Regions from separate parts of the Homo sapiens genome. Here region 1 is linked to region 2. A link is a loop called in an ENCODE intact Hi-C map of the cell type or tissue named here. Cell type or tissue: Calu3. All regions are shown on one strand. Links, peaks and the distances in the headings refer to the core of each region. The heading gives the core; the rest is flanking DNA. Region 1 has its middle 18 kb from the start of FAM110A. Region 2 overlaps RSPO4 (R-spondin 4).

Region 1 (16,054 bases), core at 5,226-10,225, 140 kb after region 2:
CCCTCCCCAACACTGCAGCCTGTGCTGACAGAGAGGTCGAAGGTCAGAGGCTGAGCCTGACAGATGGGATTTTGCTGGGGAAGGAGGTTCCCGAGGGTGGGGATTTGGCCTTTGTCCTCATAGCATGCAGACCTCTCCTAAAAGGAAACGACCTTGTCCCCGTGGGCACTGCCCAGCCCCAGATGGCAGGGCCAGGCCAGAGGGGCGTTGGAGGCAAGGGAAGGCAGAGCCCCTCCTGAACAGGAAGGTCATGGCCTGGGACAGAGTCTTTGTGGGAACTAACACCCAAGACCCTCTACCCAGGGCTGGCACAGGCCTTCCCAGCTTTCAACCTGACTCTCTGCTTCACATGCAAATCAGATGCAAATGAGTCAACAGGCACTGGGAGCCCCGCCTCCCTTCCTCTCTGCTGGGGCCCCACAGGCAGGCGGGTCCAGACACCCAGGACTTCCAAAGCCAGGGCCTGTCTGCTCAACACCCTCAGACCCTCCACAGGGGCCGGATATGAAATGGGCTCCCCTGGTCCATCTCTGCCTGGAGGCTGCATCAGAGCCTGGGCTGCTCCTGCCTGTCCCCACCCATCCTCCACCCAGCACAGGCGGACCTTTCAGAATATAACTCCTATCCCATCCTCTTCCCACTCAGAACCTTCCACTGGCCTTCTGCGGCTCAGGCCTGCCCTCCCATCCTTCCCCTCTCTTGTCTCCTCTGGGACCTCAGACCTCCTCTAACCGAGCCTGTGCCTGGTTCTGTCCCTCAGCGCCCAGCTGGTGCTCACTTTGGGGCCTTAGCACAGGCTGTTGCTCCATCAGGAACACCCTTCCCCTGGTTCTTCTTCCCCTGCAGGTGCCTTCTCATCCACCTCTCAGCTGAAATAAAGTCACCCCTCAGCAAGGCCCTCCTAATGCTCTCTTCCACAGCAGCTCCTGTCAGTCCCTCCCACCACGAGTGGCATCTTAAATTATTTCATATGTATGTTTGCTTGTTTTTCTTTGCCTCCCACACCCCAGTATAAGTTCCACAGAGGCAGCAGCCTTGCCCCATTTCCAGTGCCTAGAATACTGCTTGGGACATAGTAGGTGCTCAGTAAATATTTGTGAGTAAATGAGCCAGGCACGGTGGCTCATGCCTGTAATCCCAGCACTTTGGGAGGCTGAGGTGGGTGAATCACCTGAGAGGTCAGGAGTTCGAGACCAGCCTGGCCAACATGGTGAAACCCCATCTCTACTAAAAATACAAAAATTAGCCAGGCATGGTGGCTAGCGCCTGTAATCCCAGCTACTCGGGAGGCTGAGGCAGGAGAATCGCTTGAACCTGAGAGGCAGAGGTTGCAGTGAGCCGAGATCACACCATTGCACTCCAGCCTGGGCGACAAGAGTGAAACTCCGTCTCAAAAAAAAAAAAAAAAAAAAAATTGTGAGTAAATGAGTTAATGAAGGACCAAATGTGCATTCTGAGCCCCCCGAAGAGGCAGACATTTATGAGTGGGAAGCGTAGTAGTAATGATCCCTTATTCATTCAACAAGTGTGCCGCACTACTGCTATGTGCCAGGTGCTGCAGTAGGGGATGGGGGTACAGTGGTGAGCAAGACAGATTCGCTGTCTGCTTTGTACGTCCACAGCTGGAGGGAGGCAAAGGCCAACAGGGCACTACAGTGCTGAGTGATCCTGGGCAGCTGTGGGGCCCAGGAGAGAGTCCCTTAATCCATTCCAGGGACCAAGGCAGGCTTCTAGGAGGAGGTAACATCCTGGCTGAGGCTCAAAGATCAAGCAGGAGGGAGGGAGGGGAACAAAAACAGGCTTGGGGCTGGGGTAGGAGGGAAGCTGGGTCATGGAGGTCGCGAGAGTCCTCAAGGCCCTGTTTGGCGTGGGAGTGGGGACAGAGTAGGAGACCCTGTCCTGGCCTCACATATCCCCTTCTTACAGGCAAAAGTGCAGTGCCCAAAATCAGAGCAGGGACAGGCCCACACCCTCCAGCCCCACTGTCTAGTGCCCTTCCCCCTGCCACTGGCCTTGTAGGAACACCAGATCTTTCTCTGGAAACTTCTGGAGCCTCAGCCACCTCCATCACCTAGGGAAGGGGTCACCCTCTGGCTCCCCACGCTGCAGATGAACCCTGGCTTAAATAACAGTTACCCCAACCTGGAGAAAGTGACCCCCTTTCTGAGTCCCTTTCAAGTCTCATCACATCCGTGAGAAAATGTTCTTTGCTGCTGCCCTGTCTTCAGATTTAGTAGCCACTGATCTCCTATTTATGTCAAACAGAGAGCAGGTCTCCACCCACAGCTCTGGGCCTGACACTGTGTCCATTTCCAGGGATCCTTTCTATTTATAACAGAAGATAACTTGCTTGTCACTTGGTATATCGAGTTTCCTTTTACAATAAATCCACTGTCAACTGTAAAACACAATTTAGGGGAATTGCCACTGGGGAAATCCATTGTGGATTAAATATTAGATATCTTTGACTGATGCAGACTAAAGTATTTGGGGATGAAAATTCATGATATCTGTAATTTACATTAAAATATTTCAGAAAGAAATAGATGAAGCAAATATGGCAAAATGCTAATGTTATATCTGAGTGTTGGGTATATAATTCAAAATTATATAGACACACTCTTCTGTGTGTCTAAAATTATTCTAATTCAACCTAAGTGAGTTGATTTAAATAAAACATTGGCCAGGTGTGCTGCTCCTGCTTGTAATCCCAACACTCTGGAAGGCCAAGGCGGGAGGATCACTTGAGCCCAGCAGTTTAAGACCAACCAGAGCAACACAGTGAGACCCCCATCTCTACAAAAAATTAAAAAATCAGCTGGGCATGGTGGTGCATACCTGTGGTCCCAGCTACTCAGGAGGCTGAGGCGGGAGGATCACTTGAGCCCAGGAGGTCAAGGCTGCAGTGAGCAGTGATCGTGCCAATGCACTACAGCCTGGGTGACATAGTGAGACTCTGTTTCAAAAAAAGAAAGAAGAAAGAAAGAAAAGAAGGAAGGAAGGAAGGAGAGAGAGAGAGAGAAAGAAAGAGAGAGAAAGAAGAAAAGAAAAAAAGAAAGAGAAGAAAGAAAAAGAAAGGAAAGAAAGAAAGGAAGAAAGAAAGAAAAGAAAGAGAAAGGAAGGAAGAAAGAAAACATTCTGAGAACAATCTTCATGGCTGACCCTGGGTATGGCCAAAAGTGTGAACATGAAATGAGAATGGAAGAAGACTGGGAAAGGCAGAAAGAACCTTCTGGGCTGGGAAAGCCAGCCCTGTATCTGGGAGGCACACAGGCCCTCCGTATCTATCTCCTCCCTCATCTGCAGCCCCTTCCCCTGGGCCCCCCTGATTCTCCACCGCAGCCCTGGCACCTGGTGCTCTAAGAAGCTCTTCTCCGGTACATCTGCTCTTGGGTTTGGGGCCAGGGGTCCAGGCATTTGTCCTCTCACTGTCCACCTCATGGGACAGGCAGGGAATGTGAGGTCCAGGCCTGACCCAACTTCCCTGTCCTGGGGCCTGGACTCTTCCTAAGGACCCAGGACAGAGTCCTGCAGAGGGAAGAGGAAGGAGAAGGCTGAGGGTGCAGAAAGAGCCAACAGCAAGCCTTCAGCCCTCAGCCAGCTAGGGTCATACACAGAGGTAGGGGACAGGGCCCCAGAAGTCTGAGGTCCCTGAGATCAGAGAATCGCAGTGCAGGCTGTAACCCGCAGCCCCGGCAGGAGAGGGTTCTCCCCTCTGTAGCTGTGTCCCCTCCGTCAGTGCTGCCCCAGTTTCCCCAGCTCAGGAGAGGCACCCTCCACTCATTGCTCAAGCAGAAGCCTCAAAGTCACTCTCAACTCCACCTTCACCCCCAAATCCAGTCGGGTCCCCCTCTTCAATGTCTCCCCTTTTATTCACTTAGTCAACAAATGAATCTTAGTTTGGGAGGCCGAGGCAGGCAGATCACTTGAGGTCAGGAGTTTGAGACCAGCCTGGCCAACATGGCAAAACCCCGTCTCTACTAAAAATACAAAAATTAGCCGGGCGTGGTGGCGGGCGCCTGTAATCCCAGCTACTCGGGAGGCTGAGGCATGAGAATCACGAACCCCGGGAGGCAGAGGTTGCAGTGAGTGGAGATCGTGCCACTGCACTCCAGCCTGGGTGACAGAGTGAAACTTTGTCTCAAAGAAAGAGACAGAGAGGGAGGAAGGGAGGGAGGGAGGGGGAGAGGGGGAGGGGGGAGAGAGCGGGAGGGAGGGAGGGAGAGACAGAGAGAGGGAGGGAGGGAGGAGTAGGAGGAGAGAGGGAGGGAGGGAGAGAGAGAGAGGGGGGGAGAGAAAGAGAGAGGGAGAGAGGGGGAGAGAGAGAGAATCGCAGGCGCAGGTTCCCCTTTCCCACCGGAATGGATTTTTTGGTCAAATCCGTCAGAAGGCGACCTCTGCTGGCGAGTTTTTAAAACTGCAATCCCTCCGGTCGCCTTAAAGGACCAAGAACAAGATCCCGCCAGCTGCATAAAATCAGAAGCTGGGCCCGGCGCGGTGGCTCACGCCTGTGATCCCGGCACTTTGGGAGGCCGAGGCGGGCGGATCACGAGGTCGGGAGATCGAGACCGTCCTGGCTAACACGGTGAAACCCCGTCTCTATTGAAAATAAAAATAAAAAAAGATACTAGCCGGGCGTGGTGGCGGCGCCTGTGGTCCCAGGCCCGGGAATGGCGTGAACCCGGGAGGCGGAGCTTGCAGGGAGCCGAGATCGCGCCACTGCACTTCGCCCGGGCGACAGAGCGGGACTCCGTCTCAAAAAAAAAAAAAAAAGAAAATCAGTCAGAAACTGGTGGGGCACGGTGGCTGACGCCTGTAATCCCAGCACTTTGGGAGGCCAAGGCGGGCGGATCAAGAGTTCAAGACCAGCCTGACCAACATGGAGAAACCCCGTCTCTACTAAAAATACAAAATTAGCCGGGCATGGTGGCACATGGCTGTAATCCCAGCTACTCAGGAGGCTGAGGCAGGAGAGTCGCTTGAACCCGGGAGGCGGAGGTTGCGGTGAGCCGAGATTGCGCCATTGCGCTCCAGCCTGGGCAACAGGAGCGAAACTACGTGTCAAAAAAAAAAAAAAAATCTGAAACTACGCCCCACCCCTCACTCATTCTACAGATGAGGCTATTGTGACTCACCTAGAATTAAGCTCTGGTCTCCTCCACCACTGCCCCTGCCGGCCTCCCAGCAATTGTTTTCCACAGCTGCACAACACCCTCTGGAAGGATGCTGCCATGCTGCCTGGCTTGCGCCTACCTCAGGCTTCGGCACTCCTGACACCCCAGAGTAGCCCCTACCCTCCCTCCCTAGCTGGGTGGGAAAACTATGCCCCATCCTGGGCTGGACTTTCCATCCGCTGCACCCCTGGATTCCTATCCTAAAGTCTGGCATCCATTTGCCATCCACACACCTGGAAGCTGCTCACCTGCCCAGTTTCTCCCGCTTGGGTAAAGGGACTATTCCTGGATCTGTATCATGTGCAGATGGCCCCAGCCTCCCCCCATCTCCAACCCCCAGCATGCCTTAGGCTGTCATTATTCTTCTCACGGGACAGGGCCAAGAAGAGGAAAGGAGGTCCCAGGTGTGGTCTGAGCAGAGCAGAGGGGGCTGTCACCTCCCTTGAGCTGCACGTAAGACTTCTATTGATGCAACACAAGATAGCATTTAATTTTTGTTGTTGTTATTGTTCCTTTTTTTTTCTCTTTTCCTTTTTTTTTTTTCTTTGAGCCGGAGTCTTGCTCTGTTGCCCAGGCTGGAGTGCAATGGCGCAGTCTAGGCTCACTGCAACCTCTGCCTCCCAAGTTCAAGCGATTCTCCTGCCTCAGCCTCCTGAGTAGTTGGAACTGCAGGCACGTGCCACCACACTCTGCTAATTTTTGTCTTTTTAGTAGAGGCAGGGTTTCACCGTTTTGGCCAGGCTGGTCTCAAACCCCTGACCTCGTGATCCTCCTGCCTCAGCCTCCCAAAGTGCTGGGATTACAGGTGTGAGCCACCGCTCCCAGCCTTTTTTTTTTTTTTTTTTTTTTCATTTTTTAAAGTAATTTTTAATTTGTGGTTATATAATAGCAGGGTTACAGATTCCTGGAAAGTTAAAATGTTTCAGTTTAGTCTAAAGTCCCCTTTGGGGGCCCGGTGCAGTGACTCACGCCTGTAATCCCAGCACTTTGGGAGGCCGCAGCAGGCAGATCACCTGAGGTCAGGAGTTTGAGACCAGCCTGGCCAACATGGTGAAACCGAAACCCTGTCTCTACTAAAATAAAATACAAAAATTAGCTAGGCGTGGTGGCGGGTGCCTGTAATCCCAGCTACCTGGGAGGCTGAGGCAGGAGAATCACTTGAACCTGGGAGACAGAGGTTGCAGTGAGCTGAGACTCTGTCTCAAAAAAAAAAAAGAAAATTAAAGTCCCCTTTGATCACTCCTCATTTTCCTTTTTGTCCCCTGCCCCTCTCTACACACACAATAACAAAAGTAACCACTGTTGTCAATTCGACATTTACCTTTCCAGATTTTCCCTGTAGATGTGTATGTGGTAAATACACACTCCCCAAACTAATATGTAGAATTTATGGGAGGCTGAGGCGGGCAGATCACGAGGTCAGGAGTTCGAGACCAGCCTGACCAACATGGTGAAACCCCGTCTCTACCACAAATACAAAAATTAGCTGGGTGTGGTGTCACACGCCTGTAATCCCAGATACTCAGGAGGCTGAGGCAGGAGAATTGCTTGAACCTGGGAGCCGGAGGTTGCAGTGAGCCGAGAACGTGCCACTGCACTTCAGCCTGGGCGACAGACTGAGACTCCGTCACACACAAACACACACACACACACACACACACACACGCACAAAGGAATTTATTTGTGGAGATTTTTTTTTTCACATAAATGGGATTATACTGTACATATTTATCCTGGAAATTCCTTTTCTTATTTTTTTTTTTTAGATAGAGTTTCCCCTGTCAGCCTCCCAAAGTACTTGGGATTACTTGACCTCGCCAAGTTTTGGGATTACAGGCGTAAGCCACTTCACCTGGCCTATCCTGAAATTTATTTTTCCCCTCTGTTCTGGGCTTTTGGGCTCAACTGTGGGCATAAGGGGGTTTTGGCTTTGCTGGGATCTGCATCAATGCTGCAGGCTCTTAGGGGAGCTAAACGGTCCTTACCTGGCGTGGAGGCCCCCTCAGAAGGCCCTCTCTCTGCCTTCTTCTCCCACATGTCCTTTTACCCACTCCCCTTTCTTCCATCTCCCACCTTTTTCTCACCCTAGCATTAAGGCCCCACACAAGCCATTGGTGAAAAGGTCGTTAAGTCACCAGATGCTTTTTTTAAAAGGTTTGTCTCCAGAATGTGGGCTCCCTGCGCCTCCTGGTGGCTCCTTTGAGTAACTGCAGCGGCACTGTCAGCCCCTAATCCATTCATTCATCCTTCAATCCCTCCACCCATCAATGCCTTCACCAAGCACTGCCCACCTACTGACTACCGCGTGAACCCTCTCTGTGCGAGCCCTGGGAGAAAAGACACGGAATGGAATATCTCTGCCCTGGACACTCTCCCGCTAGAATGTGAGCTCCACCGTGACCTGCCAGAAGAGTCTACAAGTTGGAGGGAGCAGCACTTTGTGCTGAAACCCATGGTCCAGGCACAGCTCCTTTGGAAGGCAATTGGGTGATCTCTCTCAAGTTCACTGCCGGGAATTAATTCTGCAGATATTCTGTCCATGGGCAAAATGACAGACTGACAGAATGTTTATTGCAGTATTGTTTTTGTTTGTTTTTTGAGACAGATTTTTGCTCTTGCCCAGTTGGAGTGCAATGGCGAAATCTAGGCTCACTGCAACCTCTGCCTCCTGGGTTCAATAGATTCTCCTGCCTCAGCCTCCCAAGTAGCTGGGTTTACAGGAGTGCGCCTCCACGCTAGGCTAATTTTAGATTTCTAGTCGAGACCAGGTTTCACCATGTTAGCCAGGCTGGTCTCGAACTCCTGACCTCAAGTGATCCACCCATCTTGGCCTCCCAAAATGCTGGGATTACAGGCGTGAGCCACCGCACCCGGCCTGCGGTATTGTTCTTGATGGCACATGGTAAGCACCTAGTAATGGCAGTGGGCGACATTTGTCCTGGTGCATCTGGATAATGGAACACCATGCGCTAGCGGAAGGAGCCCCACCTGCCCTGCAGGTTCACCTCTGACCTCGCCTTTCCCTCACTCTACTCCAGCTATCCTGCTCTCAGAGCCAGCACCAGAGACAGCTTGCCACCTTTAGGTCTTGCCAGTCATCCTCCTGTGATCCACTCCTCCTCAGAGGGGCTCTACTGGCTGCCCCCACCCTGCACCTGTCCCCACTCGGTCCTCCCTCCACTCCAGGTCCCTCTCACTTTTTTCCTACAGAAAGCATCTTATAACATACTAAACCATGTATTTATTTATTTGTTGTATTTATTATCTATTGTCTATCTCCTTACACTAGAATGTCATCTCTCCAATGGAAAGGACTTTGTTTATTTTGTTCAGTTTTATATCCCAAGCACTTCTCATAGTGCCTGACATAGAGCTGACGATAAATATCTGTTGAACAAAGGAATGAATTCAAATGAATGAGTGAAGCCAATGAATGAGTGTCTCAATGTACAGAACACAGAAAGATCTGTAAGACATATAAGAGGAGAAAGGAAGCTGCAAAGTGATGTGTGTGGTGTGCTCCCCTGCATAAATAACATGGGTGGAATGCTGTTCTGTAAACCTAAGGCCGGGCTCAGTAGCTCACGCATGTAATTCCAGAACTTTGGGAGGCCAAGGCAGGCAGATTGCTTGAGCTCAGGAGTTCAGGATCAGCCTGAGCAACATGGCAAAACCCCATCTGCACTAAAAATATAAAAATAGTAGCCCAGCGTGGTGGTGCACATCTGTGGTCCCAACTACTCAGGAGGCTGAGGTGGCAGGATCACTTGACTCTGGGAGGCAGAGGTTGCAGTGAGCTAACATCGTGCCACTGCACTCCAGCCTGGGCAAGAGGTGACAATGAGACCCTGTCTCAAAAATAAATAAATAAATAAATAAATAAATAAAAATAAACTTATAATCGCTCAAAAAAATAAAGTATATTAAATAAATAGCAACAGGCCGGGCACGGTGGCTCACGCCTGTAATCCCAGCACTTTGGGAGGCCAAGGCGGGTGGATCACCTGAGGTCAGGAGTTTGAGACCAGCCTGACCAACATGGTGAAACCCCATTTCTACTAAAACCACAAAAATTAGCTGGGCATGGTAGTGCACACCTGTAATCCCAGCTACTCGGGAGGCTGAGACAGGAGAATCACTTGAACCCAGGAGGCAGAGGTTGTGGTGAGCCGAGATCGCGCCATTACACTCCCGCCTGGGTGACAAGAACAAAACTCCATCTCAAAATAAAAATAAAAATAAAACAAACAAATAAACAACAACAAAGTTTATAAACATTTCTGGAGATTACAAGGAAGGGAGAAATACATTGGTTTGGGGTTCATTCATTGATGTATGCAACAAGCATTTCTTAGGCTCCCAATATATACTGTTTGTATTAGATAAAGATATAAGGATAGGTTTCTTTGGAAAAGGTGGCATTTGAGACTGGCTTTGAAATATGGATCAGATCCTGCCAGAAAGAGACAGGCAGAAAGGATATTCTAATGGAAGGATCAGTATGGAAATTTTGGTGGCTCAGACGTACTACAAATACTTACAGAATTATTACCAGAAAGGGGTACCAAACCAGACCCCAAGACAGGGTTTCTGGACCTCACACAAGAAGGAATTTGGGGTGAATCCATAGAGTAAAGTGAAAGCAAGTTTATTTAAGAAAGTAAAGGAATAAAATAATGGCTACTCCATAGGCAGGGCAGTGGCATGGGCTGCTCAGCTGAACATACTTATAGTTACTCCTTGATCGTATGCTAAACAAGGGGTGGATTATTCATTGTTTTACCAGGAAAGGGATGGGCAATTCCCAGAACTGAGGGTTCGTCCCCTTTTTAGACCATGTAGGGTAACTTCCTGACGTTGCCATGGCATTGGTAAATTCTCATGGTGCTGGTGGGAGTGTCTTTTAGCATGCGAATGCATTATAATTCCTATATAATGAGCAGTGAGGACGAATCGAGGTCACTTTCATCCCCATCGTAGTTTTGGTGGATTTTGGCCGGCTTCTTTTACTGCATCCTGTTTTATCAGCAGGGTCTTTGTGACCTGTACTTGTGATACCAGTCCTGCCAAACTCCTATCCCATCCTGTGACTAAGAATGTCTGACCTTCTGGGAAAGCAGTTCAGTGGGTCTCAGCCTTATTTTACCCAGCCCCTATTCAAGATGGAGTTGCCCTGGTTGGAAGGCTTCTGACAGAATGGTAAGCAGTTCTGGTTGTAAGTAGCAAAGCCTAAAGTACAAGAAAAACATGGGCCAGGCATGGTGGCTCATTCATATGATCCCAGTAATTTGGGAGGCTGAGGTAGGTGGATCACTTGAGGTCAGGAGTTCGAGACCAGCCTGGCCAAGATGGTGAAACCCGTCTCTACTGAAAATACAAAAATTAGCTGGGCGTCATGGTGCATGCCTGTAATCCCAGCTGCTCGGGAGGCTGAGGCACGAGAATCACTTGAACCTGGGAGGCAGAGTTTGCAGTGAGCTGAGATTACGCCACTGCACTCCAGCCTGGGCAACAAAGCGAGACTCCATCTCAAAAAAGAAAAGAAAGAAAGAAAGAAAGAACACGTGAGAAAGTGTGGGGAAAAGAAAGAGAAATCAGATTGTTACTGTGTCTATGTAGAAAAGGAAACATAAGAAACTCCATTTTGATCTGTATTAAGAAAAATTGTTTCTGCTTTGAGATGCTGTTAACTTGTAACTTTATCCCCAACCCTGTGCTCACAGAAACATGTGCTGTATTGGATCAAAGTTTAATGGATTTAGGACTGTGCAGGATGTGCCTTGTTAATATGTTTGCAGGCAGTATGCTTGGTAAAAGTCATCGCCATTCTCCATTCTCTGTTAACCAAGGACACAATGCACTGTGGAAAGCCACAGGGACCTCTGCCCAAGAAAGCCTGGGTATTGTCCAACGTTTCCCCCAACTGAGACAGCCTGAGATATGGCCTCATGGGAAAGGAAAGACCTTACCATCCCCCAGCCCGACACCCATAAAGGGTCTGTGCTGAGGAGGAGGAGTGAAAGAGGGAGGCCTCTTTGCAGTTGAGATAAGAGGAAGGCTTCTCTGCTCATCCCTGGGAATGGAATGTCTCTGTGTAAAGCCGACCATTCCCATTCATTCTATTCTGAGATAGGAGAAAACCGCCCTGTGGCTGGAGGCGAGATATGCTGGCAGCAATACTGCTCTGTTGCTCTTTGCTACACTGAGATACTTGGGTAAAGAGAAACATAAATCTAGCCTTCGTGCACATCCGGGCACAGTATCTTTCCTTGAACTTACTCATGATACAGATTCCTTTGCTCACATGTTTCCCTGCTGACCTTCTCCCCACCTGTTGCCCTGCTACACTCCCCTTGCTAAGATAGTAAAGATCATGATCAATAAATACTGAGGGAACTCAGAGGCTGGCGCCGGTGCGGGTCCTTCGTATGCTGAGCGCCAGTGCCCTGGGCCCACTGTTCTTTCTCTGTACTTTGTCCCTGTGTCTATTTCTTTTCTCAGTCTCTCATCCCACCTGACGAGAAATACCCACAGGTGTGAAGGGGCTGGCCCCCTTCAATAAAGCTGTCACGGTTTATTGGTCCCAGTTGAGAAAGGAATTATATGTGAGGTTTAAGTAGTTTTCTTAACTTGGTAAGCAACAGGGAGTCTTTGAAGGTTGATATTAAGAATGTATTCTTAAATTTAAAATTAAAATAATATAAGACCAGGCACGGTGGCTCACACCTGTAATCCCAGCACTTTGGGAGGCTGAGGCAGGCAGAACACTTGAGGCCAGGATTTCGAGACCAGCCTGGTCAACATGGCAAAACCCTGTCTCTACTAAAAATACAAAAATTAGCCAGGCATGGTGGCGGATGCCTGTAATCCCAGCTACTCAGGTGGCTGAGGCAGGAGAATCACTTGAACCTGGGAGGCAGAAGTTGCAGTGAGCCAAGATCACACCACCGCACTCCAGCCTGGGCGATAAGAGCGAGACTCCATCTAAAAAAAAAAAATTAATTTAATTTAATTAAAATTAAAATTAAAATAATATAAGAGGCCCCTGTGAGACTATGACCTGCAGTGAGACCACAGCATCAGGGCTGTGGGTCTGACCTAAGGAGGAACTTCCTGCTGTGGTTTGGAGGGGAGCATCCCTGGGAGTCAGGGATTGGGGACAGGAGAGGCCTCCCTACTAGGGGCCTGATGGAGAACAAGCAATCCCTACTAGACCTCCAGCTCCCCTAAGGAGCAAGTTCTTGTGTCCCTGAGCCCTGACAACCCAAAATAATCAAAAGTGGCTGCCCAGCGAGGTGTCAGAGCCTCAGCATTGGAAAGTGGTCCACTCGTGGATTAGTAAGGAGAATTTACTGCTGGGCATGGTGGCTCATACCTATAATCCCAGCACTTTGGGAGGCCAAGGCAGGTGGATCATTTGAGGTCAGGAGTTCAAAACCAGCCTGGCCAACATGGTGAAACCTCATCTCTACTAAAAATACAAAAATTAGCTGGACGTGGTGGTGGACGTCTGTAATCCCAGCTACTCTGGAGGCTGAGGCAGGAGACTCACTTGAGCCCAGGAGGTGGAGGTTGCAGTGAGCCAAGATCATGCTACTGCACTCCAGCCTGGGCAACAAAGTGAGATTCCGTTTCAAAAAAACAAAAAAAGAAGAAGAATTTATGGATAATAGTATTGGTTTGAAAAAAGGAAAGTTTTATTAGAAAGAAAGAACTCTGTAGAAGAGTGCAGGCAAGAATCTCAGCAAGATAGGATGGAGAGTGCCAAGGTGGATTTTTCCTCAGGGGCATTTATGCACCTTAAAGCAGGAGCTTAAGGATAATTTGGTCCACATTAGCCACATAGGTCACGCTAAATGATTACATTTGTAGACATTTTCCTGCCTTGATGTCAGCAAGGGTTGCATAATGAGTTTCAATATGCATGCATTCCAGAGATGTTTAGAAATGCTACTTACTGCAAATCAAGAGTTATCTGAGACAAGTCTCAATCAATTTAGAAAATTTATTCTACCAAGGTCAAGGACACACCAGTGACACAGCCATAGGAGGTCCTGATAACATGTGCCCAAGGTAGTTGGGGCACAGCTAGGTTTTATACATTTTAGGGAGACATGAGACATCAGTCAGCAAATACGTAAGATGTACATCAATTCCATCCAGAAAGGTGAGACAACCTGAAGTGGGGAGGGGTTTTCCAGGTCATAGGTAGATAAAGGACAAATTGTTACATTCTTTTGAGTTTCTGATTAGCCCTCCACTGAATATGCAACTTGCAGGAATAGTCACTTATGCCTTAGTCTGGCTTAGCGAAGCAATAGGGCAAAGGAAGCCATCAGATGTGCATTTGTCTCCCATGAGCAGAGGGATGACTTTGAGTTCTGTCTGTTCTAGGTACACAAGGAATTTCCTTGTGGGAAAATTGTGAGGGAGGTATGTAGCTTTTTAAAATCTTTGTAGCTATCTTATTTAGCTATCCCATTAGAATGGGAGGCAGGTTTGCCCGATGCCGTTCCCAGCTTGACTTTTCGTTTTGGCTTAGTGATTTGAGGGTCCCAAGTTTATTTTCCTTTCACATTTCCCCCCTTTTCTTTTTAAAAGCATTTTAGAAGAAAATTAGCCTCTGGTCTCAGGTTTTGTCTGATCTCTCATGACTAGGACAGTTTATTCATAGACAGGTAGGTTCCACATTATTAGGAAAGCTCGCTTTAGCAGGTTGTGAAGTCTCACGTCCTAAGAGAAAATGGGGGAGGAAAGGAGAAAAACAACAACAACAACAATAATCCTGGGAAATCAATATAGGCCATATTACTCTGAAGTTCATACACCAGTAGGCAGGTATGAAAGTAGCTTATGTATGTAAATAGATTGTCTAGCTTTAGTTCACAGGGCTTTAGGAAAGCACAGTTTAATGTTTGGTGATTTCTAATCAGGAAAAAATGTGGGGGGAAAAGGAAAGGAAAAAAGAAAAAAAATGAAAAAAATTATTTTGGGGACTTGTGACCAGGAAAAATTTTAGAGTTTAGTCCAAACTATAGAAAATAATAAAAATTTAAAAACACTAAGTGAGACTAAAATCTAACAACAGGTGTACTATAGGTGATTTTGAAACATAATTTTTTCTCTCTCCAGTCCCCTTTCACTGAGGACAAATTATAGAACAAAATTCATTTGCAAAATAAGTTTCTGTCTTATTATATTTGGCTGGAGTATTTGCATAAAATCATCAAGAATAATTATTTGCCATATAGGCTCCTTGTTTTTTTTTTAATTGGCTTTGCTGGAACTTTATTCCATAAGTAATCTCACATTCGACTTTAATGTCTTAAGCCCGGCCTGTGCCTGCAAATACCTGTATTAATTGGATGAATTCCTCACCTCAGGAAGACTTTGGGCTCCTGGGCCTGTTAGAAAGTGACACTCTTTACTTACCACAGGTCAGGAACCTGTACAGGGACTGTGTAGACAAGATAGGAGGCCAGCTTTCCCAAGATGCTTTTATTAGCTCTGTAAGTCAACTTTGATTCCTTAAAGGAGTCTGCATCTGATAGCATGTTGTTCCAGTCAAAACCTTGGTAAAATCACCACTGTCCCCAATTATGTCCTCTTACAAAAGAAAACAGATTCTTATTGTACTTGTGCAGATAACTATATTGCTATAAGTTAAGAATACTCCCAACTAGTTTCCAAATTTTAGAGAAACCAGATAGAGAGAAATATGCTCCAAATTTTGTTTATAGGAGTATAATTTCCTCAATTGTTAAAAGCTATAAATACAGAACTTGCCCTGCAGAGAAAGATAAAAGAAAAAAAGAAAGAAGATTATTTATTTGTTAATAATAATAATAATAATAAATTTTTTAAAAGCTCAAAATAAATGTTTTCTTGGCTCTGAAAAACAAAGAAAGGATTAGCAATGTTTTAAGCAAAAAGTCATAGAAGGATTATTTCAGTCTTCTATTAGTTCAGTCCATGCAGTTAACTCCTCTTCTGCTTGCTATTCATGTATATTTCAGCTCTCTATGGGAGTGTTGGATTTTTTTTCTCTATTTTAGTGTCACTATCTCCAAAACCTGTATTCAACAGCAACTGTCAGAGTCCTATGCTGATTGTAAAATCATCCTTTTGAAAAGGATAAAAGTAAAACAACTGTGGATGACAAAAGTTTTAGAAAAGTCATACTTAAAGACACAATTGACAAAGAAACTTGGTTACTTCTGTAGCATACAATAATTTTACATAATAATGATAATGATTAATAACATATACTAAGTCATTCATAATTATAGGATTTTCCCATAATTTTGGAACATATGCCAATAACATATTTATACAAATACAGCCCAAAGAAAGCCAAACACTATTACATATTTGACAATGCTTCCTGTATGATTTTTATGCCAAATAAGCTGACTGTGTCTCTTTTGGACTTCAGGGGACTAATATCAAAAAATCATTGAGGAACCAAGTTAGAATTTGACTTTGGAAAGTTTGTCAAATATAAAAAGTTTAAAGGCCAGGCACAGTGGCCTTTAAACACCTTTCACACCTGTAATCTCAGCACTTTGGGAGGCCAAGGCAAGTGGATCACCTGAGGTTAGGAGTTCAAGACCAGCCTGGCCAACATGGTGAAACCCTGTCACTACTAAAAATAGAAAAATTAGCTGGGTGTGGTGGCAAGTGCCTGTAATCCCAGCTATTCATGAGGCTGAGGCATGAGAATTGCTTGAACCTGGGAGGCAGAGGTTGCAGTGAGCCAAGATTGCACCACTGCACTCCAGCCTGAGTGACAGAGAGAGACTCCATCTCAAAATATTAAAATTTTAAAAATAAAAATAAAAAGTTTAAAATGCTTGATTTGGCTGGGCACAGTGGTTCAT
Region 2 (14,720 bases), core at 10-5,009:
GAGAAGGAAGGGGCTTGCCCAGGGTCACACAGGAAGCCTTCAGGCTCTGCTTCTGCCTGATGGCTCTGCTCAGCACATTCACGGTGGAGAGGAGAATTTGGGGGTCACTTGAGGGGGGAAATGTAGGGAATTGTGGGTGGGGAGCAAGGGAAGATCCGTGCACTCGTCCACACCCACCACCACACTCGCTGACACCCACCCCCACACGCTGACACCCACCCCCACACTTGCCCACACCCATCACCGCACTCGCCCACACCCACCACCACACTGCCCCACACCCACCACCACACTCCCCCACACCCACCACCACACTCGCCCACACCCACCACCAGTGACTTGAGCATCTGTGCTTCGCTGTGACGCCCCTCGCCCTAGGCAGGAACGACGCTGGGAGGAGTCTCCAGGTCAGACCCAGCTTGGAAGCAAGTCTGTCCTCACTGCCTATCCTTCTGCCATCATAACACCCCCTTCCTGCTCTGCTCCCCGGAATCCTCAGAAACGGGATTTGTATTTGCCGTGACTGGTTGGCCTGAACACGTAGGGCTCCGTGACTGGGACAGGAATGGGCAGGAGAAGCAAGAGTCGGAGCTCCAAGGGGCCCAGGGGTGGCCTGGGGAAGGAAGATGGTCAGCAGGCTGGGGGAGAGGCTCTAGGTGATGAAATATTACATTCCCGACCCCAAGAGAGCACCCACCCTCAGACCTGCCCTCCACCTGGCAGCTGGGGAGCCCTGGCCTGAACCCCCCCCTCCCAGCAGGCCCACCCTCTCTCTGACTTCCCTGCTCTCACCTCCCCGAGAACAGCTAGAGCCCCCTCCTCCGCCTGGCCAGGCCACCAGCTTCTCTTCTGCAAACGTTTGTGCCTCTGAAATGCTCCGTTGTTATTGTTTCAAGACCCTAACTTTTTTTTAAAACTTTCTTAATAAAGGGAAAAGAAACTTGTAAATGCTTCTTGAGCATCAAGAGGGTGTTGCAAAACCATGATACTGCTGAGTTTGGAGTAGCAGAATTTAAAACATGTGGAGTGGTTTTCACAGGAATGCTTGGGGCTGAGAGGGGTCAGAGTGTATTGGGGATTGGGGTGGGGTTTCAGCTTGGGGGGAGCTGATAAAAGAGGAGGGGCCCTCAGCCCCTCCAGGCTACTCTCAAGAAGCAGACTCAGCCAGAGGCAGAAGAGGGTGACACCTCGATCCCCAGAACCTCGCAGTTTCACGAACCAGATGTCTCAGGGACCAGGGGTACCTAGGAGGTTGACAGTCCCACGGGGCCATCTAAACACCCTGGGCTGCTGGTGAGAGTGGCCTTGGCATTGGGAGGCACAGGTGGGAGCTCCAGCCTGTCACCAGCTATCTGATGGGGTCCAGGTCAAGTCACTTCCCCTTCCGGGGCCTCAGTTTTCCCATGTGATGAATGTGATGAAGAGGAAGCCTGGCTAAATTAAATCTATTGCCGAAATCTGGAAGACCCAACAACAGAATCCCCTGGGGAGCCTTTTAGAAATTCAGGTTTTGGGGCCCTCCCCCAGATCTATTCATTGCAAACAAGTTTAGGAGCAGGCAGTGAGAGCAAACATTCTTTCCAGGACAAGCTGAGGGGAGAGGTGGCTCTCAGATGACTTCCAGCTCAGAGGGCTGAGTCTAGATTTGCAGCTGCAATTCTGATTCTGACCTCAAGGCTCAATGATCTGATTCTACAGAGTTTAGTCTGTATGTGTGTGTGTATGTGTGTGTATCTTTTTAATTTTTTTTTTTTTTTGGCAGGGTCTTGATCTGTCACCCAGGTTGGAGTGCAGTGGTACGATCACAACTCACTGCAGCCTCAAACTCCTGGCCTCAAGCAATCCTCTTGCCTCAGCCTCCCAAGTAGCTGGGACTACAGGTGTACACCACCACACCCAGCTAATTTTTTATTTTTTGTAGAGATGGGGGTCTCAATATGTTACCCAGGCTAGTTTTGAACTCCTGGCCTCAAATGATCCTCCCACCTCAGCCTCCCAAAGTGCTGGGATTACAGGCATGAGCCACTGTACCCAGCCCCTATATAAATAAATATATATATAAATATATATATATATACACACACACACACACACACACATACATACACTATATAGTGTTTTCTGTTAAGATTCCAGTTTTAGGATGCTGAACGTTCTAATTTTCACAATTCTAAAAGACCAACATAAGGGTAGAAGTTTCCAGTACTGCAATTCCCTGGCCATGTTCTTTCTTCTTGGGGGGCCTGGTCCTCTGTCCTCAGCTGGGGGCTGTGGTGGTTTTTTAATATTTTCAAATTACAGGATGAAATTTCTTCAGGGCCTAAGCCCCTCCTATAACCTTTCCATCTCAGACGTTCCCTGCCCCCAGCTCCAATCCTTTCAAATCCCAGCCTCTCCCACATTCTCTGGAGGATTGAGGGGCCTCTCTGGGAAGGAGACTCTGCTGTCAGGTGGGCATCGCCCACTCCCTTCTTACAAGCCAAGCTTGGAGAAGTTCACAGAGAAGCTCAGAAACAGGGTGAGGTCACACAGCCAAAGAGAGGCAGTCTGGGCAGAGCCCAGGGGGAGGTTCCGCTGCTATTGGCCTTCTGGATGCTATGCCAGAGGGAGAGAACAACCCCTTGGCCAGAGCTGAGGAATCCCTGGTGGGTTCTTCCTGTCACCGCTTCCAACTGGGCCACACTAGGGCCCTCTCTGCAGTTCCCCCCACCCGCTCACTCCATCCTCATCCTCACCACAGCCCTGCATGTCATTCCCACATGCTGCCACCGGATGACGGCAGTCAACCAGGAACAGGTCGCAGCCAGGCTTGTCAAGGAGCGCATTTCTGAAACGGGGTCGTGTTGCGGTTCTCTCCTAGCAGGACTGGAGCAGGGTGGAGGGTAGCCGAGGGCAAGGGACAGGCTGCCTCAGACCGAAGGACTGACTGCCTCAGGCTGAAGGACAACAGTTGCAATGGGGACTTCAGCTGAATGGCCTTCTCAGCTGTGCAGAGAGTGTCAGACTCAGAGGTCCCTGTCCCAGGTCCTTCCTTGCACAGAAGGGAAATCTGACTCAGAGCATGACCTCCTGCCCAGACATCTGGCCCAGGTGACCTATGGGGATTACACCTCTCCATTTTCGCTTGGAAGAAAATTTCTTTTTTCTGTCTTTGTTTGTTTGTTTTTTAAGATGGGTAATAGCTCTATCGCCCAGACTGGAGGTCGGTGACATGATCCCGGCTCACTGCAGCCTCGACCTGCAGGGATCAGTTGATCCTCCCACCTCAGCCTCCCAAGTAACTGGGACTACAGATGCACACCACAATACCCAGCTATGTTTAAAATTATCTGTAGAGAAAGAGTCTTGCTATGTTGCCCAGACTGGTCTTGAACTCCTGGGCTCAAGCGATCCTCCTGCCTCAGTCTCCCAAAGTACTGGGATGACAGGTGTGAGCGACCGCACCCAGCCCAGAGGAAAATTTCAAGCCATCGTATGTGGACCTTCTAACTCAGGAAATGTGCATTCTTATAATACAAATAATAGTAATGATGAGGATGAGGATGATGACGTCATCTTATATTTATGGAGCACCTATTCTGCACCAAACATAGCTAAGCATTTCAGGTGCAATATCTAATTTCCTTTGCTTTTCTCTCTTCAGCATAAATCATAACTACCATTTTTCTACCAATTCCTCTTACTAACCTCGCATTTCCCACCTATCTCCTGCCACCTTCACAGCTACGTTGCCAGCTAACTTCTAGGAGGAAAAACTGAGGCTCAAGTTCAAGTCATTCAAAATCCATCAGTCTCACCCATTCATTCATTCCGTGAATATGCATAAAGTGCCTACTGTGTGCCTGGTACTGTCCTGGGTGCTGGTGATAAAGACCCTGCCTTGTCCTCCAAGCGTTCAGTCTGCAGACAGTCAATTCCAACAATGTGATAAGACCTTCCATGAGGACAGGATCTAGCATATCCTGTCTAAGGCATACAGGGGTTAGGGAGCTCCTCCTCCAGGACCAGATAGCCAAGCTGAGAATTAAAGAGTGCGAGGTGTTAATGAGATGGGTGGGGAGGGGGAGGAAACAGCACTTGCAAAATCCTGGAGAAGCTATTCATGGGGGCGCCAGCCCTGGAATTGCTAAGCCTCCTAAGCTGTCAGATCCTGGAACATGTGGACTCAGCCCTGGGGTCTGATGGCTCCCACTCAGCCCCCCATGACTCCCACCCTCACCCATAGCCATAGCCAACCTACCATCCACAAGGTGGAATGGATCCTCCAGCCAGACTTGTAGCTGAAGAAGCCTTCTCGCAAGTGGGTCTTCTAGTCCTTGCTGTTTTACCCGCTGCCCCTCCTTACCCCCCACTGCAGAACCCTCCCAGCCACAGAGTCCTCCCATCGAAGGCCCAGCAGAGAGAAGCTGTCCACCTTATCCTGCCTGAACTCCTGATCCACAGAACCCAGGAACATGATAAAATGGTTGTTTGTTTATGCCTCTGAGGTTGAGGAGGTTGTTTCATGCAATGGACAGCTGGAATGGGGTTTATGGTGGCACCTCTCTCCTAGAGTGGGAGGCAGGGAAGTGAGGTGGGTAAGAGCAGACAGAAGATCACGAATCCCGTCGCCGCCAGTGACGCCAGCTATGAGCCTTTAGGCAAGATCCTGTATCTCTCCCTGTGCCTCAGTTTTCTCATCTTCTTTTTTTTTTTTTTTTTTTTTTTGAGACGGAATCTCGCTCTGTCGCCCAGGCTGGAGTGCAGTGGCGCGATCTCGGCTCACTGCAAGCTCCGCCTCCCGGGTTCATGCCATTCTCCTGCCTCAGCCTCCCGAGTAGCTGGGACTACAGGTGCCCACCACCACGCCCGGCTAATTTTTTCTATTTTTTGGTAGAGACGGGGTTTCACCGTGTTAGCCAGACTGGTCTCAATCTGACCTCGTGATCGCCTGCCTTGGCCTCCCAAAGTGCTGGGATTACAGGCGTGAGCCACCGCACCCGGCCCAGTTTTCTTGTCTTTAAAGGGGGATAATAAAAGTACCCCTCTTGGTGTCACTGTGAAGTTAAAATACGTGAATACATGAGAAAGGCTTCATAATAAGTACTCAATACAATTTTTAAGATGATTATATCTCTTTCATTTCTTCATTCAACAAACATTTCCTAAGCACTAACTCTGAGCCAGGAACTGTGCCAAGCATTTCACATTAAAAACTTAAATTCATCCTCCTCAGAGCCATCTGAAGTGGGTTCTATTATTCTTTCCACTTTTTACAGAGGGGGAATCCGAGGCTCAGAAAGTAAGTAGTGGAATGGGAACTCAAAACCCTTGCCCTCCACCAGGCGACTACTCCATGAGCGGGCATCCACAGGCACAGTCCCACTCAGCCTGAGAAGATGAGCCTCAGGGAGAATCAGCGTGTCCAGAGCGGCACTGCCGTGTCGTCGGCTCAGCGCTGTCCCCGTGTGGCAAAAATGCCTCATCCAGAAAAGGAACTCCAAACACCCTTACTCAAATTAGATGACAATAAAGCCACACAGAGCTACCATTTTCCACCTATCTGATTGGCTAAGAGCCATAAAAAAGAAAAAAAAAGAAAATGAAACCACAGGGCCTGGGCTGGGTGGGGGTAAGCCGCCACCCTCCCCTACCTTCCTCAGGAGAGGGTGACTTGACCCAGCCTCTACAGAAGGTGAGTTGACATCTATTCAAATCACAGCGCACATGTCCCCTGACCCAGCAATCCACCTCTAGGGATTCATCCTCCAATTAGCCTGGCCCAGGGCCAGGCGCAGTGGCTCACGCCTGTAATCCCAGCACTTTGGGAGGCCGAGGCAGGCGGATCACGAGGTCAGGAGATCGAGACCATCCTGGCTAACATGGTGAAACCCCGTCTTTATTAAAAAATACAAAAAAATTAGCCGGGCACGGTGGCGGGCACCTGTAGTCCCAGCTACTCAGAAGGCTGACGCAGGAGAATGGCGTGAACCTGGGAGGCAGAGCTTGCAGTGAGCTGAGATAGCGCCACTGCACTCCCGCCTAGGCGAAAGAGTGAGATTCTGTCTCAAAAATAAATAAATAAATAAATAACAATTAGCCTGGCCCACATGCTGCAGAACAAGTGTACCTGCTTACACAGCTGTTCCCTGCAGTCCTGTGTATGATCACAAAATGCTGGAAACATCCTAAATATCTAGAGGACAGGCATTGCGATACAATGTCACAGCACTCAGTGCAACACCGCATGGCCGAGAAGCACCACGAGGAAGGATTTGACACAATGACGGGGCAGTCCCTGAGACGAATTGCCAAGTGAAAAAAGCAAGTTGCAGAACAGCGCGCATAGTAAGCCCCCACGCGGGGGGACGGGAAGGAGGGAAAATACACGTGTGTACGATTCATGAATGCACAAAACCTACAGGTGACAAAACACTCTAGAAACCAGTAACAGTGATGGCTCTGGGTGGGGAGAGGTTAGAGTGGATGGAAAGAGAGGAGGCTTACCTTTATCTTTGGTCCCTTTTGAATTTTTAGCCATGGGAATATACTACCAAGTCGAGAAAAACAAAAATGAAATACTTAGGAGACATTTTGAAAACTGATCTTTAAATACTCTTAATAAGGATTTAAATGGCTTTGACATAAATTCCAAAATGAGGCATTTTTCGGAGAGTGCCTTGAAGACAGACACATCCTTTAGCTTAAGAAGTGAGTCTCCACATTTAACCCCTGGGTGTGGTGCCCCAGCTGCCTGCCAAAGAGTGAGGGTCCAGCCCTGGGGTGAGCCGCTGCATGCTGTAGCTGTCCCAAGATCCACTTCCTCTCGTCCACACAGGTCCCACCCATCTCCACCTGCTGCACAGGTGTAGTATTAAACTTCTGCTAACACATGGTCCAGACAGACTCAGGGGTGGTCTGTACCTATGCTCACTGGGGTCCCTCAGTCCACCCCAAAGTGGAGAAGATAGAGTCCCCCAGCAAGTCACACGACCTGGGTGTGTATCAGAGCTCTATGTGCAGCTGGCGGCTTGACTTTGGATGAGTCGCTAACCCACTGAGCCTCCCTTTTTGCAGCTGCAAAGGAGACAGAAGCAATAAGTCGCCTTCCCAGGGGTGGTAGAGGACGAAATGATATGAGGCATGTAAAGCCTTGGCACACAGTAGGGCTAAGTAATGCTCATGCTCAATATTCTAACTCCATTCATTCTTTCATTTGCTCATCAATCCCCTTGACCCCCAGTCGAATCTGTCCTTCAGCCTAGACATTCCTTCTCCAGGAGGCCTTATCTGATCCGCCATCTCTTCCCCAATCGGAAGTCACTCTTCCTCCTGTGACCCCATCTCCCTCCTGTGATCCCATCTGCCTCTGGTGATCCTATCTCCCCCATGTGACTCCCTCCCTTCCCTCCTCCGAAGCGCCATCAGATACCTTGGACCATGGCAGATCTCTATTCAGTCTAAGTCCTGTCACTGTATGGGCCACAAGAGAGCGGCACTGACCAGGAAGCAGAAGGAGCCAGGCCTGAATTCAAGGCTGGAGAGAATACACGCACCGCTCACAGCTGGGCGGCCCTGCTGTGCACCGGACACCTTGCTGCGTGCCAGGCACCTGGCTGAGCACTCTGCATGGTTTCGCTCATCGGAGCCTCGAGGGTTCCCCATGAGAAAGGCACTACTATCGCCACCCTTCCATCATCCCCCATTTTACCTGCTGTATCGTATTTATTTTTTTACTTGGACTTAGGGTGCCAAGACCTGGGTTAAACATCCTCATCAATTCTGCAAACTGTCTGTTGCACAGTTGGATTGAATTGGATTTCGCTCTTGATGCTCTTCTGCCCTTTCCCCTCCCCCTCCCCCCAGGCATCTGCTCCTGTGAGTCTGTTCTCTGGGCTTGAATGTGTGTGAATCCTTTTAACGCGTGTAGGGATGTTCTGTAGCTTGTGAGTTTTTTTCATTCATAGAAATGGGCCGGGCCTGGTGGCTCACGCTTGTCATCCCAGCACTTTGAAAGGCTGAGGCGGGTGGATCACCGGAGGTCGGGAGTTCGAGTTCAGCCTGGCCAACATGGCGAAACCCCGTTTTTACTAAAAATACAAACATTAGCTGGGCGTGGTGGTGCATGCCTGTAATCTCAACTACTCCGGAGGCTGAGGCAGGAGAATCGCTTGAACCCAGGAGGCGGAGGTTGCAGTGAGCCGAGATTGCGCCACTGCACTGCAGCCTGGGCGAAAAAGTGAGACTCTGTCGCAAAAAAAAAAAAAAAAAAAAAAAAAAAAAAAAAAAATCACAGAAATGGTCGTGTGCTACAGATTTCCCCGTCTTCTATTTTTTTTTTCTCTCATGCACCTGGTGTTTTTTATTTTTACTTTTTGGTTTTCTTTTTCATCTGGTTTTTTATTCATTTTATTCTTGTATTTATTTATTTATTTATTTTTATTATTTTTTTGAGATGGAGTCTCACTCTGTCGCCCAGGCTGGAGTGCAGTGGTGTGATCTTGGCTCACAGCAGCCTCAGTCTCCCAGATTCAAGCAATTCTCCTGCCTCAGCCTCCTCAGTAGCTGGGATAATAGGTGCGCACCACCACACCTGGCTAATTTTTGTATTTTTAGTAGAAATTGGGTCTCATCGTGTTGGCCAGGTTGGTCTTGAATTCCTGACCTCAAATGATGCACCTGCCTCAGCCTCCCAAAGTGCTGGGATTCAGGCATGAGCCACCGCACTCATCCCTTATCTGGTATTTTTTAGAGGCCCCTGCAGTTTGCTTTTCCTGGCATCTACATGGATTCTCACCTACTGCTCACATCCTCAAACACCATCACAGTGACCCATGACCTCGAATGGGCTCCTTCTGGAGCTGCAGGAGAATTTCTCTGGGGTATACACTCAAGAGGAAAATGCCTGGGTCATCAGATATACTCTTTCTTAGGCTCTTAGGTACTAAACCAGTCCAAACACCCAGCAGCAGAACATGGAATTCCCATCGCCCACACCCTCATGAATACTTGGAAGTTCCTGACTCTACTATTTGCTAATCCAGGGAATGGAGGTAAAGGGTGTGCCTCACTGCTATTTAGCTCTTGTTTCTCCGACTACTACTGAGGTTGAGCATCTTGTTGCTTGCTTGTTTGCCGCATTTTACAGGTGAGGCAACTGAGGCTCAGGGCCCTAGGTCGTAGGAGGTGGAGCCAAGCACACAGCCAGGTCTGTGAGAGGCCGAGACCCTGCTCTGAGTCCTCACACTGGGGAGCCTCCTCCACATCAACAGTGATGCATTCATCATCCAACAGTTCAAGTATGATTGCTCGCACCTTCATGATCTTAGGGGACTGTGGTAGGGGGCAATGGCTTTGAAAAAGCAGAAGCAATTCCTGCCCATTAATCCAATGACAAGCAAGAGGAGCTGTTCAGGAGGCTGGACCTCACTGTCGGGCGGGGCAGGGAAGGTACTGGGGCATCAAGAGGGGTCTGCGGATGGCCAAGCCCACCCATCATGTTGAGTGGACACAAAGGAGGAAGCAGGAGCCGCCAGGACCGAGGGCATAGAGGGTGTCTCGTCCCATGTCAGGGCTGGTGCAAGCTAGACTTTCCCCATTCCTTCTCTGACCTTACCTCCTGCCCTCTCCTCCTTGCCCCACCCACTGGCCTTTTTCTTTCATTAAAAACACCAAACTCATTCTGGCCTCAGGGCCCTTGCACTTGCTATCCCCTCTGCCTGGAATGCTCCTCCCCCAGATCTCCACATGGCTAGTTCCTTCTCTCCCTCTACATCTCAGTTCAAATGTTACCTCTTCAGATGCACTTGCTATCCCCTCTGCCTGGAATGCTCCTCCCCCAGATCTCCACATGGCTAGTTCCTTCTCTCCCTCTACATCTCAGTTCAAATGTTACCTCTTCAGAGAGGCTTTCCCTGATAACCTTCTTTAAATATCGTACCCCCTCCAAATCATTCTCTATTTAGTGCCTTGAAAATGTTTTCTTCCTAACTCTTATCATGATCTAAAATTATTTTCTTTACCTGTTTACCTCTTTTTTTTTTCTTTTGAGACAGTCTCACTCTGTCTGCAGGCTGCAGAGTAGTGGCACGATCTCAGCTCACTGCAACCTCTGCCTCCTGGGTTCAAGTGATCCTCCTGCCTCACCCAAATCTCATCTCAAATTGTAATCCCCATAATTCCCACATGTCAAGGGTGGAACCTGGCGGGAGGTGATTGGATCATGGAGGCAGTTTCCTCCATGCTATTCTCAAGATAGTGAGTGAGTTCTCACAAGATCTGATGGTTTTAAAAGGGACTCTTTCCCCTTCACCTCCTTCACACGCTCTCTCACCTGCTGCCATGTAAGACGTGCCTGCTTCCCCTGCTTCCCCCTTCTGCCATGATTGTAAGCTTCTTGATGCCCCCCCAGCCATGCAGAACTATGAGTCAATTAAACCTCTTTACTTTATAAATTAGCCCATCTCGAGTAGTCTCTTTATAGCTGTGTGAGACTAGACTCATACAGCAGTTATTTCCAGTTTTTGGTGATTATGAGAAAAGCTGCTGTAAATATTTGCCTACAGTTTTTCTTTTTAAAACACAAACTTCTCTTGCATTACTCTTTGTACCTAAGAGTAGGACAGCTGGGTCATTTTATAAGAAATTACCAAACTGTTTTTCTAAGTTCCAGTTGTTAGATACCCTCTCCAGGTATTATCAGTTATTTTTCATGTTAGTCTTCTAACAGGTATGTAGTGGTAGCCCGTTGTGGTTTTAATATATGTTTCCCTGATGACTGATAACATTGAGTATCTTTTCATGTGTGTTTTTGCCATCAATATCTGTTTTTGGGTGAAATGTCTTTTTAAACCTTTTTCTCATTTGTTATTGGATTATTTGTTCTTATTATTGAGTTGTGAAAGCACTCAATATATATTCTGGATATGAGTCTTTTATCAGATATGACTTTTGCAAATATCTTCACCTAATCTGTGGCTTGTCTTTTCATTTTCTTGATAGCATCATTTGAAGAGCAGAAGTTTTGAATTTTGATTAAGTCAAATTTATCTTTTTTTCTTTTACGGTTTATGCTTTTTGTGTAGTACCTAAAAAAATCTTTGCCTAACTCAAGGTCACAAAGATTTCCCTTCCATGTTGCTGTCTGGAAGTTTTACAGTTTTAAGTTTTACGTTTAGATTTATGGTAGATTTCAAGTTAATTCTTGTATATGGCAGGGGGTGGAAATTGATATTTTTTTAAACATATGGATGTAAAATGCAATTTCACTTCTAGAAAGTTATTCTACATATATTCTCCTACAAATGTACAAAATGGGTATGTATTGCAACCTTCCTTTAAAGAGCAAAATGTTGGAAACAGCCCCTGCTCATCTCTTGAAGACTGGTTAAGGGGCTCTTCCCCCTTTGCTTCTTCACACACTCTCTCGCCTGCTGCCATGTAAGATGTGCCTGCTTCCCCTTCTGCCATGATTGTAGGTTTCCTGAGGCCTCCCCAGTTACAAGGAACTGTGAGTCAATTAAAACTCTTTCCTTTATAAATTACCCATCCCTGCAATTGGCCCATCTATGCAATGGTGAACCATAAAGACACAGAGCTGGCATCCAGCTAGCAGCCATATACTACTGTAGGGTTGTGCACTGCTCGGGCCCATCCTGATTGGTCAGTTGAAAGTTGTGTAATATTCTGAAACCATCTTCGCCAAGCATCCAAAAAAAAAAAAGAAGCACTTTATGGAGTGACATAGGAAGATCTCTAAAGGGTATTGTTAAAGTAACAAAAGGACAGTGTGAAATACTGTGTGTGAAGTTTGTCATCACTGGGTAAAAAATTCCTATGTGTGCATACCGTATCTCTGGGCAGATTCTCAAGAAATTGGTGACAGGGTTTTTGCCTCGGGGAAGAGGGGTCTGGGTGTCTGGAGGGCAGGGGTGGGAGACAGGCTTACTGTTACCTATGACCCCTTTTGTACCTTTGAAATTTTATGCTATGGATATGTACTATACATTCAGAAAGTAAATACAAAAAGAAAATAAAACCAAAGAAACCCTACTTTCCTGGGGGTTCCTGGTCCTCCTTCATGTTTCTCTTTAGCTATCACAGGACACAGTGGCTCTGCCAAGCCAGCTTGATGGAGAATGCCTGTTTCTCAGATGGGGAAACTGAGGCTCGGAGCAGGGCTGGCATTCCCAAGGTCACCTGGCCTGAACCCAGCTACCTCAGGTATCCCCCAGGGCCAGGGGGGTTGAGAACCAAGGAAGAGGCCCTAAGTCCCACCTCTCAGGGACTCAGAGGGAGTCATTTAAGGCCCCACTAAGAGCCAAGCCCATCTGGAAGCTATCGCCACCCCAACCCTGGGCTGTGGAGGAGGGGAGGGCGGCGACCCCAGACTGTGAGTGCATCTGTTCCTCATCAAGGCTCGTGCTCTGGACTGAGTGCCAGCCTTGGAAATCCCACTTCACATCCAGGCCAGGCCACCCTCATACCAGCCACCCTCCCCAGTGGGACCCGAACAACCCCACGGTGCATGTGGAGAAACAGCCCAGAGAGCTGCAGGCGGCAGTGGGTTTCTAGTTCCAGTTGGCACGTTCCTTTACCTCTCAAAGCTCCAGGTTCCCTGAAGCTCTCTGCACACTCAGTACAGCCTCCAATGAGCAACATCTGATATCTCCCAACATCCCTCCTAGTCTCTTTATTATTATTTGGGCTGGAGGTGCCCAAATAATACCAACAGCTAATGTGCCCAGCACCCTTTCCAGCACTGAGCATATATCAACTCATCTGAACTTTACAGCAGCCTTCTGAGCTACGTGCTCTTACTAGCTTGGCTTTTCTGATGACCCAGCTTATGCTCAGAGACATCAAGTAATTTATCCGAAGTCACACAACCGGCAGGGGACACAGCCAGGATTTGAATCAGGGCACAAGGCTCCAAAGCCCTCACTGCAAAGCACTCCTCCATGCACCCAAACCTCTTCCCCGTCGATCGCTGATTCTTGCGGGTGCCTGTGATGGTGTCCACCGACATGAAGATAAACACTGATCCCAGCCAGAGCTGACCGACTGAGAGACACGCATCTATTGCACGGCTGTGAGATGAGTCTCGACCCTCTGGCCACCTGGAACTGATCGGAACAAGAAAACAAGAGAGGCAAGGAGGCTGGGGACTGCCAGGATGGAAGAGTGAGGGCAACAGGCATCCTCTCACATGGGGGCTGGAGTCTAGAACAGCCTGCGGGAGAGGAGGGGATTGACAGGACCCCCAAATGTAAGGAGCACATGCTGCCCGTCAGTCTCATGTCCAGAAACCTGCCTTAGAGAAATGTGCCATGCGCACAAAGAGGCGCTGAGGAGGACTTTCCCTGAAGCCCTGTTAGGAGGAATCTGGCTGCAGCCCAGATGTCCATCAGAGGCAGTTGGCTGTACTGATGGCGGCCCAGCCACACGGTGCAAAGCGATGCAGCGATGACGAAGCTTGATGTAGGGCTCACTCATTGCGCCAACAGGGCTCCGTCCAGAGCCCATTGTGCAGCAGACAAAGGAAGCTGCAGGGCAGTGTGCATAGCGCAGCCATGCGTGGGAGCAGAGCCGTGAGTGAATGGACGGAACACAACCTAATTCTTTGCCTTATATCCTTCTAGAACTTTTTTCACAGAATTAATCATTGCGGTATCAAAATTAGAAAGAGAGCAGGCATGCCATGCCGTGCCTGGCACATGGTAGGGGCTCCGTGTTTTGAACCTCTGATGACTTGTTTGGTGCTGGGTACAGCTGTGAAGAGGGATGTCAGGGTCCTCGTTCCCAGATTGTGGCTCCCAAGGCCTGACTGAGAGCAACTTTGAGGGAAGTGGCAGGAGAGGTGCAGGGAAGCTGGGGCAAGGGAACAGTGGGAGTCTGGGGGCTGAAGTCTTACAGTGGATTCACTGAGGGCTTACGATGGCTCAGGCGCCATTCTAAGTAGGACATCTTCCAATATCAGTCCCATTTTACAAATGGAGAAACTGAAACCCAGAGGGCTTAACTCACAGATAGTAAATAACAAAGTTAGGCTGCAACCCCAGGCCATCTGACATCAAACCCCATGCTCCTAATCACTATTTCCGTCCAGCCCTGAGGAGTGGCTGACGGGCTGCCCAACTCACCTTCCACCCACAAACCTCCTGCCCAGTCTGAATGCTGGCCCGGGAGCCTGAAGACCGGCTGGTGACCCACTCGTTCTTCTGCTCCTCCGTCACTTCCAATGTGGGATGACAGCAGCCAGCAGCGGGTGGCCACTCAGCCAAGGGGGCTGGGAGTGATTAGGGCCAAGCCAAGTCTTCTGGATAGAGGTGCCTTCTACATTTTAATCAAGCGGAGCACAGAAAGACCAGCTCAAGTTGCTGTTCTTCAGTAGGGCTGGGCTGGACTGGAGGAGAGAAGGGCACGCAGTTAGGAAAGGGGAGAGAAGTGGTGGGGGGATGGGGCAGGAGCTACGATGAGATAGGGAGGCAGAAGGAATGCGGAGGGCCCCTGGGTTCTGAAGACCAGTCCTCCTGGAGTTAGCAGACAGTCCTGGGGTTTCGTCTCCTTCCTGTCTGCTTCCTCCTCTCTCCGGCTTTCAAAATATCTACCCTAGTAGACATGTAGGCTCAGGGACAATTTCAGGTCCTGTCTTCTCCTACTGATGGAAACTTTCTTTTTCAGGGGAGTAAAACTGGGGTCCCTGCAGAAGGGTGTCTGGGTGAGGAGCACTGGAAGGCTTG

What was found. Peaks named below come from ENCODE experiments on the same cell type or tissue, not always from the same donor. Only the 100,000 strongest peaks of a DNase experiment are listed, where the experiment ranks them.
Region 1: it touches region 2 in a loop (23-fold over the local background); 107 of 110 quality-filtered maps call a loop at or near these places.

Annotation. Positions count from the first base shown.
Region 1 is chr20:807,514-823,567 of GRCh38, reverse strand. No RefSeq gene overlaps it. Among named protein-coding and RNA genes, the nearest start is that of FAM110A, 18 kb to the left of the region's middle. RefSeq lists an enhancer at 1-322 and a silencer at 5,809-5,985. In Calu3, for the core only: a CTCF peak has its summit at 7,371 (motif pointing left); a DNase peak (open chromatin) is centred at 7,357.
Region 2 is chr20:944,680-959,399 of GRCh38, reverse strand. RSPO4 (R-spondin 4) reads left to right here. Exons shown (of 5, transcript NM_001029871.4): 5 at 1-948. Among named protein-coding and RNA genes, the nearest start is that of ANGPT4, 36 kb to the right of the region's middle. RefSeq lists enhancers at 7,078-7,578, 13,545-14,154. In Calu3, for the core only: a CTCF peak has its summit at 2,755 (motif pointing right); a DNase peak (open chromatin) is centred at 2,799.